Linked DNA regions of Mus musculus: all the other regions are linked to region 3. The links are chromatin loops, found by intact Hi-C in ENCODE. Cell type or tissue: left cerebral cortex. All regions are shown on one strand. Region 1 overlaps P2rx3 (purinergic receptor P2X, ligand-gated ion channel, 3). Region 2 overlaps P2rx3 (purinergic receptor P2X, ligand-gated ion channel, 3). Region 3 overlaps Timm10 (translocase of inner mitochondrial membrane 10). Region 4 holds the start of P2rx3 (purinergic receptor P2X, ligand-gated ion channel, 3).

The links. Hi-C counts contacts between places; a loop is a spot of excess contacts. Peaks named below come from ENCODE experiments on the same cell type or tissue, not always from the same donor. Only the 100,000 strongest peaks of a DNase experiment are listed, where the experiment ranks them.
Region 1: it touches region 3 in a loop (6-fold over the local background); 10 of 42 quality-filtered maps call a loop at or near these places.
Region 2: a loop joins it to region 3, with 3 times the contacts of the local background. A loop is called at or near these places in 9 of 42 quality-filtered maps.
Region 4: it touches region 3 in a loop (2.8-fold over the local background); 8 of 42 quality-filtered maps call a loop at or near these places.

The regions. Positions count from the first base shown.
Region 1 is chr2:85,011,795-85,016,794 of GRCm38, forward strand. All of the region lies in intron 8 of P2rx3 (purinergic receptor P2X, ligand-gated ion channel, 3), which reads right to left. Among named protein-coding and RNA genes, the nearest start is that of P2rx3, 22 kb to the right of the region's middle. In left cerebral cortex, a CTCF peak has its summit at 2,606 (motif pointing left); DNase peaks (open chromatin) are centred at 264 and 1,120.
Region 2 is chr2:85,005,655-85,010,654 of GRCm38, forward strand. All of the region lies in intron 8 of P2rx3 (purinergic receptor P2X, ligand-gated ion channel, 3), which reads right to left. Among named protein-coding and RNA genes, the nearest start is that of Gm39868, 16 kb to the left of the region's middle. In left cerebral cortex, a CTCF peak has its summit at 2,315 (motif pointing left); a DNase peak (open chromatin) is centred at 2,308.
Region 3 is chr2:84,828,956-84,833,955 of GRCm38, forward strand. Timm10 (translocase of inner mitochondrial membrane 10) reads left to right here. Exons shown (of 3, transcript NM_013899.2): 3 at 835-1,258. The coding sequence ends at 1,036. Among named protein-coding and RNA genes, the nearest start is that of Timm10, 4.4 kb to the left of the region's middle. In left cerebral cortex, a CTCF peak has its summit at 2,856 (motif pointing right); DNase peaks (open chromatin) are centred at 2,905 and 3,182; H3K27ac peaks cover 1,317 bases.
Region 4 is chr2:85,034,016-85,039,015 of GRCm38, forward strand. P2rx3 (purinergic receptor P2X, ligand-gated ion channel, 3) reads right to left here and starts at 1,819. Exons shown (of 12, transcript NM_145526.2): 1 at 1,166-1,819. The coding sequence starts at 1,284. Ssrp1 (structure specific recognition protein 1) reads left to right here and starts at 3,105. Exons shown (of 17, transcript NM_182990.4): 1 at 3,105-3,313; 2 at 3,779-3,954; 3 at 4,338-4,523. The coding sequence starts at 3,901. In left cerebral cortex, CTCF peaks have their summits at 3,072 and 3,768; DNase peaks (open chromatin) are centred at 2,658 and 3,142; H3K4me3 peaks cover 2,130 bases; H3K27ac peaks cover 1,822 bases.

The sequences.
Region 1 (5,000 bases), 180 kb after region 3:
ATATATCTGTTTAGAAATGATTTGTCCTCCCATAGAGTAGTGGAAACTCCTTTCTAAAGCAGGACTCAAAACTGTTAAACCAGCAGGAAAAACAGCAATAAACATGCAGGATCCGGGTTTGACTTGGGAAGGAAGAGTTGGGCCTGGAATTTGGGTTTCTCTGTGAAGGAGGTGCTGTTCTCAGCAAAGCTTTGCCTGCTGGGAAGTCATTTTGCCAGCTGAAATACACTTTTACAGTTGATTCCGTACCGATAGGAAAATATCGCCTGGCAGTCTCTTTGCATCTGGGACGGGGGCCACATCCTTAGAGCCTGCTGGGACTCCTCCCCTGAGAGACAGGCCTGAAGCCAAGTTTATTTACTTAAGAGTCTAGGGACCTGATTAATTGCAAAAGCAGCCATTTAAAAAGTCTGCTGTTGATTTTTAAAAGCACATTACTAGCTGGCTGGAGCGGCCCACACCTGTCATCTAGGCATCAGGAAAGTAGGAGGATTACTGTGAGTTAGAAGCTAGCTATCCTGGGTCACATGAGCTGTAGGCTAGTCTGGGCCACATGGGCAAGCAGGGCGTGGGAGGCAACCTTACTGGTCCTGCTATGTTATCTGTAGCTGCAAGTGTAGGTTGTGAGGCCAGCGGCCCAGTCTTTGAATACCTTCTCTGGCACTATATAAGGTATGTGGCCTTGGCTAGATAAAGGAGACTCTGAGGCCCAGAGTTCCTCAGAGGTGAGAAGATAACCCTCTTAGTTCCTTGGTCAGCACTCAAAAAGTTTTCGATCCTATTTTCTACTAACAACATCAGTTGCTGTGCTGACAGGATGGAAACACACATTAGAAAAGGCTGGGTCCACCCAGGACCACTGGCCCTCTCATTACTACCACAGGATGGTGAGGAGCGAAAAGGATCATGGCGACAAAAAAACATACCCCACGGAAGAGGCCTTCCAACGGTATGGTTTTCTGTGAAAAGGACTGAAGTGGCTGCCTTTAAAGACACATGTCCTGTGGCATTTGGAAGGAGGAGGGGAAATGCAGACTGTAGAGAAGTGACGAGCGCCAGGGCCCACTTCAGCTCTGACTCTTTCAGTTGGCCGAGGAGCTCAGTGATCTGCACGCTGTGATATGGTAGCGGAACCAGGCCAACTCTGCGTTTTGAGAAAGCTGCTGTGGGTGCGTTTCCAACACAGAGCGCCTGCTGGAAACACCTAGCACGCGAGGAACAGCTAGCAGATGAACAGGCCTTTTTTTTTTTTTTTTTTTTTTTTTGTCCCAGACACCAAGAGAGGAAATCCAAAATTGAGCTGCCTTTTCGGAGCAATGCTGTCTTAGGAACTCTTAGAGGGAAACTGAGAAACCAGACATCATGAAAAGTGCTTCTGTTCGTAGATGGAGCTTGGGGACTCTTATGGAAGAATAAGGGAAGGATTGTGGGCCCCAAACAGGATAGGAACTCCACAGAACAACCAACAGAGTCAACTAACCTGGACCCTTGGAGTCCTCAGAGACAGAACTACTGACCAAAGAACTTACACAGGCTGGATCATTGCCTGCACATATGTAGCAGATGTGCAGCTTGGTCTTCATGTAGGTCCTGAATAACTGCAGCTGGGGCTATCCCCAAAGCTGTTGCCTGTCCATGGGATATGTTCTTCTAGCTGGGCTGCCTTGCCGGGCCTCAGTGGGAGAGGATGTGCCTAGCCTTGCAAAGATTTGATGTGACAGGGTGCAGGGATATCCAAAGGGCCCCAATCTCTTGGAGGAGAAGAGGAGGGAGGATGGAGGGGGGGGAGGAATGTGGGAGGGGGTAACGGAGAGGGGGAAAGTGAGTGGGATGTAAAGTGAATTAAAAAAAAATTCTTTACTAAAGGTGAAGGAGTTTTAAAAAGTGCTTCTGCTTTCCCCCTACTAATCAGCACTGTAATCTTACAGTTACTACATTTGTGTGTTGTTGGCAAGTCATAATAGTTGAAGGTAAGTTAGAAGGAATGAATACAGACCAAGACTCTGGCTTTGAGCCTTGGTGAAGGTGGGTCATTTCTGACAAGTTTCAAAACCTTTCTGCGTGGGAGGGTGTGGTGATCTGTGAATGAGGTCAGAAGCACAGGTGTGAAAGAAAGGGTTTCACAGGTTCACCGTTCAGGGCTCTTAACATAAGGAACAGAGGTGAGCTTTTGAGGTCTTCAAAGACATGGAATTTTAGATTGCATATGTACAAATGTATACGGAGCTGGAAGGACCTACCTGCCCCCATCTAGGATGCTAATTTCCTGTGAGGGTAACAGAACTATATGAGAGAAAGGGGGCCCATGTCACTACTTCCTGTGAGTCTTATATTTGCAGACAAATATCTTTTAGTGACATGCTAGGGACTGACCTCAGAACCACAGCCTTGGGCATGCTAAGAAAGTGGTCTACCACTGAGCTACGTCTCTAGTCTAAAAAAGAGTATCTTTTAAGGAAATGTATATTTGGGGGCCAGAGATATGGCTCAATGGTTAAGAGAACTGACTGCTGCTGCTCTTCCAGAGGTCCTGAGTTCAATTCCCAGCCACCACAAGATGGCTCACAGGAATCTATAATAGGATCAGATGCCCTCTTCTGGCGTGTTTGAAGACAGCTACAGTGTACTCATAAAATAAATAATCTTAAAGAAAAGAAAATCTATATTTGTAGATAAAATGGCTTTTAAGAAAAAAATTGCTTATGTCTGTGAGTGCCTGTTCTTTTACTGGGCAATGGTTCACACTTTGAGCAACAGTATAAAGGGATTAGCAGCCTCCACCTGGTAGTAGAGGGACTTGGACTAGATCTCATATGTACCTTCTGGTTCAAGCTTCTCCCTGACTTGGTGCACTGCTTTGTCTCTGTTCTGGATGCTGGCGGGGCTTCCCCTCTCCTCACATGCCCATGTGACTTTAGTTCCAGCCCCTGCCTTCTGTCCTCTGCCCTGTAGACCCATGTCCTATCTTTGGGGCCTGTAATTTCCCTGCACTCTGCCCACACTTTCAGATCAGCCCCTTTATTAAGCTCTCCTCGAATTACCCAATTTGAAACTGCCATCTGCTTCCTGCCGAATCCCTGATAGATACAGTGTTATAAATCTGTCATTAAACCATCAGTGCCTACACACACACACACACACACACACACACACACACACACACACACTGACTTGCTCTCACTCAGACTTAGCCACATTCAGTGGCTAACGAACACATTAATGCCCTCACATGCTCTCTGTGCTCACACAATTACAACAAGGAGCCCATCTTAAAACCCTGTACCGGTGAACTGAGTGTCTACCTGAGCTGCAAGACCCACTTCTCAGTCCTGTGTTTAAGCTACGGGATGCCACCTCCTGGGGGTCTTTTATCTGCATTGTTGAACTGCTAGGTTTTATTTTTAGATACAGCTGCACTTTGTCCACCACAAATCCAGACAACCCTAGCAACTGCATTCTCAATATGCTTGGAAAAAAGCTTTGAAAACATTATATTGAGGGATAATTAGAATATTTACCTATGGGGAATAGGCAAACCAAGGAGTGAAAATTCTCTCCACCAAATTGCAGGTGGAGAAAGAACAAAAGCCTTTAGTGAACATACAAAAATTAATATAGATGGATAGTATAGATGGATAGAACCAAGCACGTTAGGTAAGGATTGAAGGGAGATGCACCCCCAAGGCTACTTTGCCAGTAACTGGACCTGGCTCATTACAAACAGGTGACCGTATGAAGTATCCTTGTGCTTGGGATTATGTCTTAGGAAGACAGATGCGGGAGCAAGGATAGAATGACCTCTAAGGCTATATATACTAAGTTGCTCTCACAATCTCAGACAAATCACTTCTCCCTCAGAGCTCCTGTTTCCTCTCTGAAAGAGGACAGCTTTGTCTAGAAGTGCCCAATGGATCTTTTAACACCTAGACAATCTCAAAATCAATGATTCTGCAAGCAAAGAGCTGCAGAAAGTTGGGAGGTGGGGGCATGGAAATGAGCTGCAGATGTAATTAGTGATGGAGGTGCAGGTCTCTAGCTGCCCCTGGGTATCAAATGTGCTGCTTAGAGCAAGGCCAATCTAGTCTGAATAATTTCACTCTCTCCAGAGCTGATGGCAACAATAGAGTGGTGAGGAGTCTGGCCTCTGTTGCAGAGAGAGACAAATGAACTTGTTTGGGAGGCAAAAGGCCAGGCTGTGAATTGTGCCGCTGGCATCTGCTGGTATTTTCACTTCCCTAGAACTAGGGTTCTTTGTTTTTCAGCAGGGTAGAAGGTACCAACCAGCTATGCATGTCTCACTGAGGATTAACTAGTGTGAATGTCTCTAAGCTTTCCTGGTTGTGGTGGATATCAGTCAAGAATATTTATTCATATCCAGGTCTTCAAATGTACTCCATGTGTTACACTGGCAGTGAGTAAACACAATGAGCCCCGCGTCTTTTCTCATTAGTACAGTGGAAGGATTGTAGCATCTTCCTTCGAGAGTAGGTGTGGAATAACTGGCCAAAGCATACAGAATGCTATGCACTTGGGGTAATGAGTGTCAGTCCTACTGTTAAGTAGCTTTGTGAGACTTAGACAACAGCATAAGATCACTGTGTTATTGAAACCATAATGTGTACCCTCTTCTCTTATCTGAACATTCAGAAAGATGACTTTGTGGCCTTTGGCCTTGAGTGTCAACTGCTATATGAGAGTGGTGGTGGACCCAGGTGGAGGGATGTGGTAGCACTTAGGCAGAGCGCTGTTAGGCATGGATGCCAGATATCTCCTGACAGCACTCTTCTTTGAACTCTCTGGGAACTTTACCCAGGGCCCAACTCGGTAGTTTTGCTCCTTTGTACATCCACCTCTGCTAAGAGAGTAAGTTATTTGGGATCCTTAGTGGAGACCATACCTCTCAGGTGGCTCCCTTAGATCCTGAGTGTTATACTGAAAGAGTCCTCAGAGACCATCTCTCTAGTCTTGCCCAAATAAACTGTCTAAACTAATTTCTTTAT
Region 2 (5,000 bases), 180 kb after region 3:
GTCAATAGTTGCGAGAGCAAAGCTGGAATTTAAAAATATGGCTGGTCTTCCCTGAAATGCATGCTGGAACTGAATCTCCATGGCAAGATATTAAGAAGTGGTATTGGCAGGACCTTTAAGAAGTGATTAGGCCCTACCCTCATGAATCTCTGTTTCTGTGATTAATGAAGAAATGGGATAAAGGGTTGCAGCAAGAGCAGATGTGCTGGGGCCAGGAAGATGTCTCAGCAGTTAAGAGTACTCGCTGCTCATGCAGAGAACCCAGGTCTGGTTCCCAGCACCCACATGGTGGCTCACAACTCTCCATAACTCCATTTCCAGGAGATCTGACTTCCTCTTCTGACTTCCACAGATACCAGGTCTCATATGGTGTCACATTACATATACATATACACATACATATACATACACACAAATATATGTGTGTGTATGTGTATATATTATATATTATATTATATATTATGGCCAGGTCTTTAATTCTAGTATTCAGGAGGCAGAGGCAGGCAGATTTCTGTTTCAGGCTAGTCTGGTCTACATAGCGAGTTCCAGGACAGCCAGAGCTATATAGAGAGACCCCCATCTCAAAACAAACAAAAAACCAAACCCAGAGAACAAACAAATGAACAAAACAGAACAAAAGGGAGGGTGTGCTGTAACAGCAGGTCTGGTGGGTCTCTTTAATGCTACCTGTCACTGTGATACCCTGTGCTGCCTTGGGACTCTGCCAGCAAGAAGACCATCTCCAGATGTGTCTCTTCTACCTTGGCTCAGAATCCCAATTTAAAATAAACCTCCTTTCTTTGTCCTTACCCAGCTACAGCATTGTCATTAGCAACAGAAAAGAAGGCAGGACAGCCAGAATTGTTCTCCTCCCCGTCCTGGGTTGTCTTAGGTCATGCTTTAAGTCAGTTCTCTCAGCTCTGAAGCTAAAGGATCTACTGCGTTTGCCAGCGTCTGGGTACCTGGTATCAGTAAGTAGGACTAGCACAGGAAGCTCAGGAGAGCCACTGAGTGGGAAGAAAGACCCCAGCCTCTTCATCTGCAAAGGGGAAGGCTGACCTCTGCTCCAGCCCCTTTTGATGCCTCTAGTTTTTAATTTCTTGGTTAGGAAGTGGGGTTGATGACAAGGACACTCACTGCCACCTTGGCCTGGAGTACAGGCCCTCCACACACATCCTCCCTGCCATAGCACATGCCTGCCGTCCTGCAAGTCCTGAACGTGCTCCCCATAGACGTTGGAGCTCTGGCTCACGCTGTTCGCCCCGCTTTTCCTCTCCACCCTGTGAATGCCTATTTATTCAGTAGGGCCCAAGGTCAGACAGCTGTCATGTTTTCAGTGGTCAGAAAATGCTTAGGGTACATAGTGTGTGCTAGGCACCGCTGACAGTCTGTTAGAGGGAAAGGTGTATCAGTCAGTCATACCATCCAAAATGGGATAGAGAAGGGGGCTGGGAAGCTAAGGAACACTGCTCTAAGAGAACAGGCAGCAAAGACTCTTGGCCTAGGCTCAGCTTCAGGCAAAGCTCTGGGTGACAACAACACACTGAGACTGGAGGGCTGGGAGAGAGGTGGAGATAGAATTCCCGGCTAAGAGAATAGCAGGCTCTTGTGGGAAAGGACACCGTGGTTTGGAGAAGCTGAGAGTGTGTCTTGACTGGAGGGTAGCGATAAACTGAAGTGGCTATGTATGGTTCTGGCTAGGTAGGACAACTAACAGTGTAGATGCCTTCCCAATCTCATTTCCAGTGACTTTGCCCTTGTAGCTTGACCACAGCGGAGTATTTACACTACAGACAATGGCATCCCATACCCCAGAGACTGGGCATCCTTCTGCTGGCTGGGCTCCTCCTGAGTCTCCTGATTTGGCAGATGGAGCCGGGATGGTGGTAACAACATGCTGTTTTCTCTCTTAAACAGGAAACATTGAGATCTGGCAGCTGGCTAGGTAGAAAGATAGATGCCACTGGAGGGGGACATAAGGTATGTGGAACACTAATTGACGTACTTTATACGACCTTGTGAACGCCCCTCCCACCTCCAACCTGCCCTGTCTATCTGCATATCAGTTTCCCTATCTGTAAATTGGAAGCATCAGCACCTAGTGGTTAAGGGGATAAATTAGCATTGGGAGGGGGAAGGAAATACTTCAGCAGAGCAGGAGAGGGAAAAAGGAGACATAAATAAACGATGGATAGAGCTAGTTGGCTCAGTGGTTAAAAGCACCAGCTGTTCTTTCAGAGTTTCCGAGTTCAATCCCCAGCACCCATAGGGTGGCTTATGATCATCTATAATGGGATCTGCTGCCCTCTTCTGTCATGCAGCTGTAAATGCAGACAGAGTACTCATACGTAAATGACAGTAAGGATGTTTTAAAAAGGTATAGGGAAACACATTGTTTTATAAGCTTGCTTTAAAAATATAAGAGTGGGCTGGCAAGATGGCTCAGTGGTAAGAGCACTGACTGCCCTTCCGAAGGTCCTGTGTTCAAATCCCAGCAACTACATGGTGGCTCACAACCATCCATAACAAGATCAGACGCTCTCTTCTGGATTTTCTGAAGACAGCTACAGTGTACTTACATATAATAAATTAATAAATCTTTTTAAAAGCCAGGTATGAGAAATCTCACTTTAAGTTGCAGATCAGGAGAGCCCAAGAGGCTCCTGTCATTGCCCTTGGTGTTTTCTAGTGTGAAGACACTGGAATGTGAAAGTAAGATCCTAGTGCACTTCATATACAGGACTTGGAAGAACTCCTCTGGACCTGAAGCCTCGCTCGTATAGTATCTGAAGGTGTCATACAAGCTGCCAAAGAAAGGATCTACCCAGCTGTAATGCCTATGAATCACAACAATGACCAGCATAGCAAGATATCCCTGAAAATGAAATAGTGGTACTTATAGCTTGATGCTAACCAACAGCAGTCTATAGTTGGACTTAAGGCTTGCTGAACAGGAAAAAAATCGTGCATCATACTGTAAATCTAGCCAACTACCCAGAACTAGTGAGGTTTCAGAGAAGCACCTACAACTGCCACTTTCTTAAGCTGGTATAACTCCTAACTGTTTTCTAAATACAAATACTAATCCTTATACTTAAAGCTAAAACTAGCTCTCATCTCTCCTCAATGCATATTCTTCTTTCAGCAGATGGGGACCATTACAGAAGTCACAACTAGTCAGAATGCAGAGAATGGCTGACTGTGGGGTGCTCAGCCCCAACTGATGTATCTACAACACAGCCATTTTGTACACCTAAGGCTCAGAGAACATCATGGGGGGGGGCATGGAAAGATTTTAAGAGCCAAAGGACCTCCTGCTGTTAGATAGTGTTTCCTAGACAAATTGGGAAGCAGTATCCACAAAAATCACAATAATATGGTTGTCTAAACAAGACCTGCATGATGACAACATCAGTGACATGCCATGTCAGTGGGGGAGATTTCACACGGCCTCACTCCTAGCTGAAGAGCTACAGGTAATCAATGGCTCAGTGGCTGCTGAGAGAGGAAGAATCAATTTTCTCCAGAAATTAGTTCTTTGATATGTGGTTCAATCCTAAGTTGTCATTCCTAAACATGTACGTAAGAGCAACACTAAACAGATTCAGTAGGGTGTGTGTGTGTGTGTGTGTGTGTGTGTGTGTGTGTGTGTAACCTGTTTTATTTTCCCTTCCTTTACTTAGGTTGCTTTTGGTACAGGGCCTCTCTATGTAGCTTGGCTGACCAGCAACTCCCTCTGTAAACAAAGATTCTTGTGGCAACCTTTGAGCCTCTGCCGCCCAAGTGCTGAGATTACAGGCTGTATATCACAACACCCAGACTCTCTATCTTTGATCTTGCAAGCTACAGAAAAGGACAACTCTCAGGTGAGGGGCATGGTTGAGATCTGAACTCAGGCTGCTCAAATGCCAAGTCTACTAATTCCCTAAGCTGGAAACCAAAAAAAGAGTTGACTGCAGTCCCACGAGGCAAGAAGCCTGTTAAGTAGGTGCTTCCAACAGCTATCAAGGAAAGCACACCATGGCTCTGACTTGATGATGCTTAAGTACTAGAAGAGAGACAGTGCTCAAGCAGCTGCCAGTGCTGATCTGAGAGGGGGAAGAGAAAGGAGAGAGGAGACAAGGCTGGAGCTGTCAGGGATGAAGCATCACTACCAGGCCTACCTAGAAGGGCCACTGATGCCAGACACTGGCAGGAGGCTGCTGTAAAGCACTCCTCTCTTGTCTCTAGAGTGGGTCTCTGCTTTTTGAGGACTGCCCTCTTGCTCTCTGGTGTCTGCAGGTTTGGTTGATGAGAGGTTGATGATGGCTGAGGACCAGAAGGCAAGTGTACTGCTTCTCAGTCCCATCTTGGCTGTGCCTGTTTGTGCCTGTGTGCTGCATATGCCAGGGATCCTCGTTTAAATCTAGACACCCATTTCTCCCACAACGACTACAAATCTAGGGTGGTAATGGCTCCCAGTTTTCCTATCTATCTGCCTCTGCTCCTGTGTTGGTTCCTCAGGTGTACATTTCTCCCCAAGCTCTGGCTGACTGTGTTTTCTTACTGAGATGTTCACAGAGACACCTACCTGTTCTGTGACCAAACCAAACATTTCAACGCTGGACCAAACTGAGCCATTCTGAGGCCTGACAGTAGTGAGATGCTTTACATGTGTTCCCTTGTGCCATCCGCGGGGACAGATAAAGGATGAGTAAGTACAAACGCCAATTGCTGTAATAAATCATTTGTCAGAGGTGCTTCTGTGGGGCAGGGTTGAAGCTCCATCCCAGTGTGACAGGGCTATAAATAACAGTGCACCCTTCAGCAGCCCCAGCTTCCAAAGCCCTTCCCTGGCCATGCCCCTAGACACCTATGTGTGTTAATTTAGGCTCTCAGAGTTTACAGAGTCTTTACAGCCCATTTTATAGAAATAGAAACAGGTTTACAGAGGGAATGAGACTTGCTCTCAATCACACTTATTCCCTGGGCTGGAATCCATCCATACCCTGGGCTCTAAC
Region 3 (5,000 bases):
ATAGATGAGACCAGTCTCAAAAGAAAGAAAGGGAAGAAAGAAAGAAAATCAGTGGGTTAATTTTATTAGTACTATTTTAACACAGGGGAATTGAGGTGTCAAGGGGTTTAATAATCTCAGGGGCTGTAGCTGGTCAGTAGCAATGTCAGGACCAGAACTTCAGCCTGACTTCAAACTACTGCTTGTAGCCGTTTGGAAACATCTTGCTGCACCATCAGCAGCTGAGTGTCTTTAGGCTGAATGTCATAACTGGTTACTCATCAGTAAAACTGACCTAAGAAGCACTGCTCCCTCCATAAAGACATTGCAATATTAAACTGAAAGCCTCTAGCATTAGCACATCATACAGGAACCAGCAGGTATCTGCTGGTTTTCGACAGCAGCTCTCGGTAGGTTTGTCTTGGAGACTACAAATTGGAATGGTTTTTAAAATACAGACTGCGCAGTCAGACTACCTAGCTTTGTGTGACCCTCAGCTCTTACTGAGCTGTGTCTTAATTTCCTCGTCTGTAAAGTGGGGATAGTGATTGTGCCTGCCCCAGTGGGTTACTGTGAGGGTTGCATGACAGAACCTGTATTAGCCCTTAGCGTGACGCCTGGCACACAGCCGGTGTTCAGCAAGTGCTTCCTCTTTAACTAGTCTTGTACATGACTCAAAGAAGAGTCTTAGTTGGAAAAGCGTTCCAAGGTGGTTGAAGTGAAAACTGGGGGTTCCCGCTGTTTTCTTGACGGAGGGAACGAGGCAAGAATCAATGCAGCAGGGTTGGGCTTGTTGAAGGTGCCTGGGATGCTCCAGGAAGTCACTGATACAACCTTGTTCTTCTCTAATCCCAGAATGACCAGTGCCTGCCACCGGAAGTGCGTGCCTCCCCACTACAAGGAGGCAGAGCTGTCCAAAGGCGAGTCTGTGTGTCTGGACCGATGTGTATCCAAGTACTTGGACATCCATGAGAGGATGGGCAAAAAGTTGACAGAGCTGTCAATGCAGGATGAGGAGCTGATGAAGAGGGTACAGCAGAGCTCGGGGCCTGCATGACGCCCCAGGCTGTCTACACCTGAGGTGTACCTTGCCACTTGCCTGATTAAAGTGTCCCTAATGGATGTCACATGTGAAACCTGTCATACTTAGGCCCTTGAGCATCTCCAGGACCCCTGCGTGTAGTAGAGCTCTCCTGGCTGAAGAAGGGGACTTGTCACGCTGGTTTGTGACTGTGTATGTGTGTATATGTATATATCTTATTAAAACAAATTTGTGCAACGCAGTGTCTTTACTTGAGAGTAAAGAGTCATCCAAAAGTAGAGGGAATTTAATGCAGTGGGTCTTTCTATTTGTGGGGTTGGGGTTTTTTGTTTTGTTCTTAAGTACAGGATCTCACTCTGTAGACCAGTTTGTCCTCAAACTCACGGAGATCCACCTGCTTCTGCCTCTCAAGTGCTGGGATTCAGATGTGTGCCACCATGCTCAGCAAGTTGCTTGTATCTTGAGGTGAGGTTTTATTATGCAGCCCGGTCTGCTTCTGGCTTCAATCTCAGTCTTCCTGTGTCAGCCTCTAAATGCTGTGATTACAGGTGTGTACTCCCACCCCACCCCACCCTTTTTTTTTTTTCCGTTTTTTCAAGAGACGGTTTCTTTGTGTAGCCGAACTCAGAAATTCGCCTGTCTCTGCCTCGAAAGTGCTGGGATTAAAGGCGTGCGCCACCACGTCCGGCTCCCCCCCACCCCTTTTTTTAATTTTAAGATTTTATGTGTATAAGTACACTGTAGCTGTCTTCAGACACACCAGAAGAGGGTATCAGATCCTATTACAGATGATTGTGAACCACCTTGTGGTTGCTGGGAATTGAACTCAGGACCTCTGGAGCAGGAGTCAGTGCTCTTAACCACTAAGCCATCTTTCCAGCCCAATGGTTGTGTACCTTAACACAGTGCTTTAAGTCTATAGACCAGTGGGACTGGTAGGTTTGTGCTTAGAGTTTGATGCTTGCTGTGTGACTCTGAATGTGCTACATCTCTGTGATATAGTAGAGTGACTTGGTATAGGAAGCACTAAGTATCTTTTAAAGCTGGATAGTAAGTGGAGGCAAGCAGGCCATTTCTCCACATCAAAAAGGAGCGATTTAGAGGATGTGACAGTGGATAGGATTTTGTGAGCAAGTAGCCACTCTGCTCCAGGTGTTACTAGATAGCTATAGTACTGTCAAGATGGGATGTGGGTCAGCCATCCTGGAAAGCAATCTAGGCCGGGACCTGAGTGGGGACGTCACCATCTGTGTTTTCCTGATTGAGACTGTTCCCCAGTCACTGTTCAGTGTATGAGAGCGCCCACCCACCCAGGTAAAGGTATAGTTAGGAAACAGGTTCAGAGAGGCAGCTGCTTACAGGTCACACAGTATAGCAGTGGGAAGGCCACGCCTTACTGCTGTCCGAGGAGGGCCCTGGGACTGCAGCTTTCAGAATGAAGCCACTGTCAAAGCTGTACATTCAGTGTAGGCTTTCTCTGTAGAGGTGTCTGGGACAGTAGAGGCAGAGACTTTATTTAGCTTACAAGTGCAGGTTCAGTTTTGAGTCTTGGCTGAGATTTCAAGCTGTGTCACCTTGGGAGAGGCTTTTGACTGCTTCAGTCACCCTACCTGTTAAAAATTGCAGTAGGGTCCATCTGCCTCCTCGAGTGGTTGTGCAAACTAATAACCCAATAGTTAGAAAGGTGTCTGGAATACACCAAATACTCAATCATTTGCTAAATTTTGTGGGAAGTGGAAACACTAGATTAACTTCTGTAAAATCGCAAAAGGCTTTGTTCTGTTAGGACGGGCCGAAGTCTTTCTAAAAGTTGAAATACACATTTTGGTCAGCAGGTGGCGCTGTTTGCACACAGGTCTGAGCTGCTGGGGCCTGTGCCACAAAGTTACAGCTGCTTGTACTCTGCCAGCAACGCAGCACATTGCTAGGAAGAGGAGCCACTGTGAGGAAAAGAGAAACTGTATCTGCTTTCAGGTTTAAAAGGGACATCATGAGTATTCTCTTGATAGTGCAGAGCTGGAACAAACAAGGCCTGGTGGACATAGGAGGAGAGGTTCCAGCTCAGGGATAGCTCTTAGGCTGTGCCACGGCAGGGAAGTGTGGAGGGTTGGGAAACAGCTGCAGTGTGGCTGCAACACCAAGTGTGAAGAGAAAAGCTGAGCAATGAGCCCAGAAGCCCGGGCAGGCTCAGCTCCAGAACAGCTTAGGGAGTAGGCTGTGTTAAGCCAGTTGGAGTGTCTCCCGCTAAGGGCGTCAGCAGGCTGTTACAGGATTGAAACCTTTCAGTGGCAGGAACAGGTCTGCTTTTCACAGGCTTGCTCTCTCAGCCAGACAGACCGTGTTAGATGGCAGTAGATAATGGATCAAGGAGGGACAGGGTACAGATTGTGAAAGGAGAAAGGGCTGATGATGTAAAGGCTGGCTCACCTATGTGGACTTGCTGTAGCTAACCTCTCTTGTGGGCCTTGTATTATTATTTTGCGTAATGTTAGGACAACTCTGGGGTAGGTACAACTGTTGCCTTTTATGGATGAAGAAGAGTTATACACGTGTCAAAGGCAGAGCTGGAATTCTGAATCACAAACCCAAGGCTGCTTTCGATGGCTTAAGGGGACTTCCCTAAGGACATTTTTTTTCCTTTTTACCCCAGCCCCCTCTAAGGAAATTATATTGCAGCAACTTTGCATTTTCACACTGTCTTCTGTGGGATGTGCACAGAATGAGTTGGCTAAGGTCTTGCTGCCAGTGAAGCACTGGGATGGAGTGGAGGGTTGGAGAGTCGTAGACTCTTCAAAAGGTCTGAGAAACAAGACTGAATTAGGTCCTTTCTGTCATTGGAAGGAAGTGTAAACCCAGATTTTGTTTTGCTTGATTATCCTAGTTTTAAAAATAAAGAAATACTTCACAAAAATCTAGGCTTTGGCTACTTTTAAGAAGTTAGAAGATCTGTAAATCTGCACTACGTTGATAACAGCCTGTTGGAAGATGGGCAAAGGCTCAGCTGTTCATCAAAGCTCTCACCACTGGTTTCTGCTTCCTCCTCACTGGCCTGAGCCAGTAAGCTCTGGCCTATGCCTTCTACTGTGAGTGAATCCCATGGTAGGCAACTTCTAAGATTCCGGGGGGCCTCAAGTGATTCTTCCTAGTATTTATACTCTTACGTGGATCCCCTCCCTGTATGCAATGTGCACTAGATGAAAGATACTTCTGATAAAAAGGATCATAGCTAAGGTAACAGGATATAGTTATAAAAGACTGCACGTTCTTCTTCTCTTCCTTGCTAACTCTGATCAAGCCAGCTCCCATGTGGAAAGCTGACCTGTGAAGTGGCCCCTGGGGTAAGCAACACTCACATGGTAAATGTCCCACCATAGGTGTGAGCTTAGAAGCAGATCCTGCCCTTGCTTGGCTTTCAGATGACAGCATCCCTCATCCACGCTTTGCAAGCCAGTGAGAGATATTGAAGGTCAGGACCCAGCCAAGTCACATCTTTTTTTTTTTTTTTTTTTTTTTTTTTTTTTTTTTTTTTTTTTTTTTTAAAGATTTATTTATTTATTATATGTAAGTACACTGTAGCTGTCTTCAGACACCAGAAGAGGGAGTCAGATCTCATTACAGATGGTTGTGAGCCACCATGTGGTTGCTGGGATTTGAACTCTGGACCTTCGGAAGAGCAGTCGGGTGCTCTTACCCACTGAGCCATCTCACCAGCCCGCCAAGTCACATCTTATCTCTCAACCTTGAGAAGCTGAGATAAAGCATTGAGTTTTGAGGTAACTCCGCCACAGACAGCTTGTGCACATGTTGCCTGTGTACCTGAAGCAGTTGTCTGAGACTGCTGTTCTCTTCACACCTATGCTAGAATGTGTTGGGTACCATTCTAGGTCCTTGGCATACATCATGAGCAAAACAGAAAAACAGACACTTCCCTTCTTACAGCTTAAATTCTAGTGGGGGATGCTTTTCTGAAGGGTGGACA
Region 4 (5,000 bases), 210 kb after region 3:
GCTTCAAGGCCATTTAATCCGACTCCATAGCTTGAATTCCTTCTGATGTCCCCACAATGCTATACTAAAGCCTACAGACTCTCATCAAACCCAAGGAACAGAACTATGAAAAACCACATCTGCCCATCTATCTATCTACTCCCACCTTTCAGCTCCAGCTGCAAGCACACAGGACATACTCTTTGATTTGCCTGAATTAACTCATGATCTAGTCAGTGGCTGTCTTTCACAAACAGACTCATCGTTTCAAGGAACGGCAAGCGACCACAGACCCACAAGCCAGGAAAGAAAACCCTTGAGGTTTCTGCCTGCATTTCCTGGTGCCAACCAGTGTGTAGAAATGACCGCAAGAAGGACAGACCCGTGCTTTCCTCCCAGCCATTGTTTGCCAAAGTCCCTTTGTATGTGTGCAGGAGGGCGGTGTTGGGATCTGGCTGGTCCTTGAGCAACCCCTAGCATGTGTCTTATGACACAGAGTGAGGCGAGAATTTATGCTGTTTAACAATAGGTATCATTTCTGCATTCCTGGGGAAAAGCCCCACACTAAGTCAGAAAAGGTACCTTTCTCTTGGGCAGGTCTTCCCTTGAGTGTGTCTGTGCCTCTGTCTAGCTTGGGGGGCAGTTCTCCTGCTCTCCAAGAACAGATGTCTCTTGCTTTTTAACCTCTCACCATCTAGCCCTATGACAAGAAGAAATTCCTAAGTCTACATTAAAGCCAGCTCTCCCCTTTCCTCTCTAGCTGGTTCTTCTTCCACACATCAGCCCATCTCCCTGGTTTTCATTCCTCCTTCCTGCGTTCCTTTATCTTTCTGGGACTCTAAAGACTCAATGGAGGGGAATGGGGAAATGTGGGGAGGGGTCTGACTTGGTTTTTGTTTTTGTTTTGGTCTGGGAAGATGGACCATATGGGTCCTTTCTTAACCAGGGAATGGACTCATATTCTTGGCGTATGTGTCTAGAATCCTGGAAGAGATTCTGGGTAAAATAATGCACCTGAGACGGGTCTAGATGGGAGTGGCAGAGGCCAATCCTGAGGACATGGCTCCCACAAATCAAAGTGTTTCCCAGAGAAGAGGGTCTAGGAGCTGCAGAGCAGCCTTGGGAGAGGGAGGGAAGGACATCAGGTAGCCCTTCTGTCCCACCATCCGAAGGACCATGGACTCACCCCACAAAGTAGGAGATAATCAGCAGCTGAACGGCTCGGTTGATGATCCCAATGGTCCAGCTTTTCACAACCACCGACTTGGTAGTCTCGTAGGTGAAGAAGTCTGATATACAGTTCATACTGAGAAAGTGCTCACAGCCACCCAGAAAGGCTGTGGATGCAGCCCAAGGAGAGAAAAGACCTCAGGACTGGGAGACAGAGATCAAGAACTGGAGTGGGCTGCTTAATGGGGCTTGAGGAAAAGAGCCAGTTCCTATAAGCCAGGCAACTGTAGTCCAGTGCCTCGTCTCTCCTCTTGACACTCTAGAAGCCAACAGTCCAGGGCCAGGGCGGTGGACCACCTTTTTATTCATCTTCACTCCACTCCCCTGTGATGTCACAGCAGGGGTGGGGTCTCCAATCCCGGGCTCCAGATTGCCTGAGATGCAGCTGGCTAGGGCCCTCTGGGACTTATGTTTCATCTGCACTCTGTCTACTGTTTCTATTCTGTTCTCTTACGCGGCATCTCTATCCCAGCTCACCAGCTGCTTTGTATTCTCCAAAGCCCCTTGTAACTGCCCACTCTTGAGTTAGCTCATCTGCCTGAGCCAAGAACTCCACTCTTGAGTGTCTGTCGATTTCTATCTAATAGCACAAATAGGGAGAAAGGGTTCTTGACAGTTCTGTGTCTCCTGGGAGGAAGACACGCATTTCTTACCATCTCCTCCTCTCTGCCCTCCAGCATCTCATTATGTTGTCTAACTTGTTATGTTGCCATGTTTCAAATTCACAATCCTCCTGCCCCAGTCTTTGAGTGTTGTGATTACAGATTTGTAATACTACAAAGCGGAAAGTCGCTTATTTCTAACTCTAGTTGGTTGCAACTCTTCAAGTTGCACAGAAATTACTGAACTCCCTCTCTTTTTAAACCCCGAAGTTATTAAAATCTTTTGTTAGGGTATGTGCTCCTAAGAGGCTGGGCTATTTTAACGATCTTCAACAGTTTTGTCAGATCCTAGAAACGTGCTGCATTAATAGGTTTTCATTATGTCTTAAGCCCAGTTTGACTTAGCTAAATAGTGCTAGCAATGATAGTGGTTAAAGCCACAAGCACCGAATGACAAAACACATTTTTATCTATATCATATCCCAGGACTGAGTTAGCAAGTCAGTGCAGTGATATTTCAGGGAAACTGTGGGCTTATCCTGTCTTTGTGTAGGACATATGCTAGCAATCACTCTAAACCCTGAACCCTCATGATTATAAAAGGCTGATGTTAAAGAGTCTGTGTTCTAGGTTCCAGTTTTGATGGTAATGGACTGACACCCAGTCGCAAATCTTTTGTGGTCTCATTTTTCTCATCTGTAAAATGAGATAAACTCAAGCATCTCTGTCAGACCTGGCTTCAGATTTTGCAAGATGCACTCCGGTGCTATGTGAGGCCATCCGGGCTTCTGCCAACGTAGGCTGATGTGATTTCAAGTAAGTTCTAGCTCAAAGGTAAATCCGACACCACCACTTGAATTTAATGCAGCCATCTGCTAGGCTCTTCCTGAGAACCCACAAATTAGGGATATGGACAGGATAGTGTTGGGGGTAGGTGAACTCACTGCAGAAAGGATCTGATCTACTTGCCAGGGTACAGCTGGAAAGCAAGCACAATCGCCGACACCCGCATCTCCTTTGCAGCTAGTGGGGCTACACCTCTGTATTTTTCTTGTTCAACAGACTCCTTCCCAGATTATTTCACAGGAGGGAGGGGCGTGCATGATTCCAACAAACATACAAACCTGAACACCTAATAAAACCGCATAATTTCCCTTCGGAATCTAGTCTTTGAAGAGCAGCTTGTAACTTTCTAAAGAGTGTTCCCGTTTTCTAGTCAAGAATTCAGCCGCGTGGGATTCCATAGCAAGCCTCTCGCTTTAGCCGACCAGGGGGAGTGCCGACGCTCTAGGCGAATGTACCCGTTGGTCGGCCCGGATGATGCCGTTCTAGCCAAGTCTTCCTCTCTATGGTCCGTGCGCGACTTCCGGTGGCGGGACGCGGGGCTGCGCACGCGGGAAAAGCTTCCCCGGCATCCCTTCCCCCGCATCCCTACCCCCTCCCCTGCGTCCCCCTGCGCCCACCGCCCTCACTGTGCCGTCGCGAGGCTGCAGCTCTTAGAGGTGGGTGGTCGCGATCCCTGGGCCCCTGGTGTGCATGGGCCCCGCTCCCCCGCGGGACGATCGGAATGGATCGATCCGCGTTCAAATTCGCGGGCAATGGGCGAATCCATTTTAAAAGAAGGGGGAGAAACGTAGATTCACGCGGGGCCCCGGGGTGGTGGGGTCTCTGCGATCAGGACACTACCCTCTGAGCGGAGTTGAGGTGCGCTCTCTGAGCGGGTCTCAGGTTCCGCCGATTGTTGCCGTGCCTGTCCGTGGAACGTACCGAGAGGGTGTCGGGTTGGGGTGTAAGCGCCACTATAGGCCTGGTTCTGCACCTAGGGTCCTGGGCCTTGGCCTCAGGAGCCCTGCAGAACGGGTCAGTAAGATCCCCAGGCAGCAAAGAACTTGAGACATACCAGGTACATGGCTGAGCGGAGTAAGGTGGCGTTGTTTCTTGCTTATCAGTCTCCTTCCCGAATTCAGATTCCCACCCTGCTGGACATCTACACAACTAACCAGGAATTGGGGCACAGCATCCAGAGAAGGGTTCGTTTTCTCTGGTGCAGCCTAGGGCTGTGTGCTCAGGCCACCACGGGCAGGTGAACATGGCAGAGACATTGGAGTTCAACGACATCTTCCAGGAGGTGAAAGGGTCCATGGTGAGAATGGCTTGGGCAAAAGAAAGGCAGAGAGGGGGAAAGAGTTCGAATCTATGAACGAAAAGCTTAACTCTGACTACTTTTTTGGAAACAGTGTATCAGTGTGTCCCCCAAGCGAAAACGTGAGCAAAGTCTCAAAGAGTTGCAAGATGTTGAGTTTGTTGAGTTGTATTAGAAAACCAGGAAACTGGGGCCCTTACAGGGTTTCTGATGCCAGAGCCAAGCTTGCAGTCTAGACTTAATGTCTGTTGTGTCTTTTAACTTGATTTCACCACGACCGCTTTTCAATTGATACTCTGGCCATCCTGCATCCCATGGGTAAGGGGTAGAAAGGATCCACTACACACTACCCTGTTCTGATTTTGGGTCTGTATTTTGGGCAGAATGATGGGAGGCTTCGATTGAGCCGTCAGGGTATCATCTTTAAGAACAGCAAGACGGGCAAAGTGGACAACATCCAGGCTGGGGAGTTGACAGAAGGCATCTGGCGTCGGGTAGCATTAGGCCATGGGCTTAAACTGCTCACAAAGAATGGGCATGTCTACAAGTACGATGGCTTCCGCGAATCGGTGAGCGATCTTGTTCTGTGACCCACTTTCTTTGTAACTGCCTTGTCTTTTTTTATTTTTAATCTTCTAGAGACAGTTGGCGTTTCTCTGATAATCATGTTACTGCTCATTTGGGTTCCTCGAAGCAAGGCTGTTGGAGACTATTGAACAAAACAAACAAACAAAAAAAACAGTGTTGTGTATTCAGTACACGTGTCGTGTACCTGGACTCCAGGAGGTTTTCTACCATCTTAACTTATACCATGGTTTCCACTTGCTCCCTCTGTCCTGGCTCAGCATCTTAGCTTGGTGCTCTAGGATTTTGCTTTTCCATTTTGAGCTGCTTTTGAGTTACTTGGTTTTAATATTCACTTTCATCAAAAGATCACCTACACAAAGTTTAGAAACTCAGGTGATGCATGTATCTGGGAATTTAAGTTTCTTTACTACTCTTAGCCAGAGGCCCAGAAAAAAAGTTTTTGTGGTTATTGTTAAAAA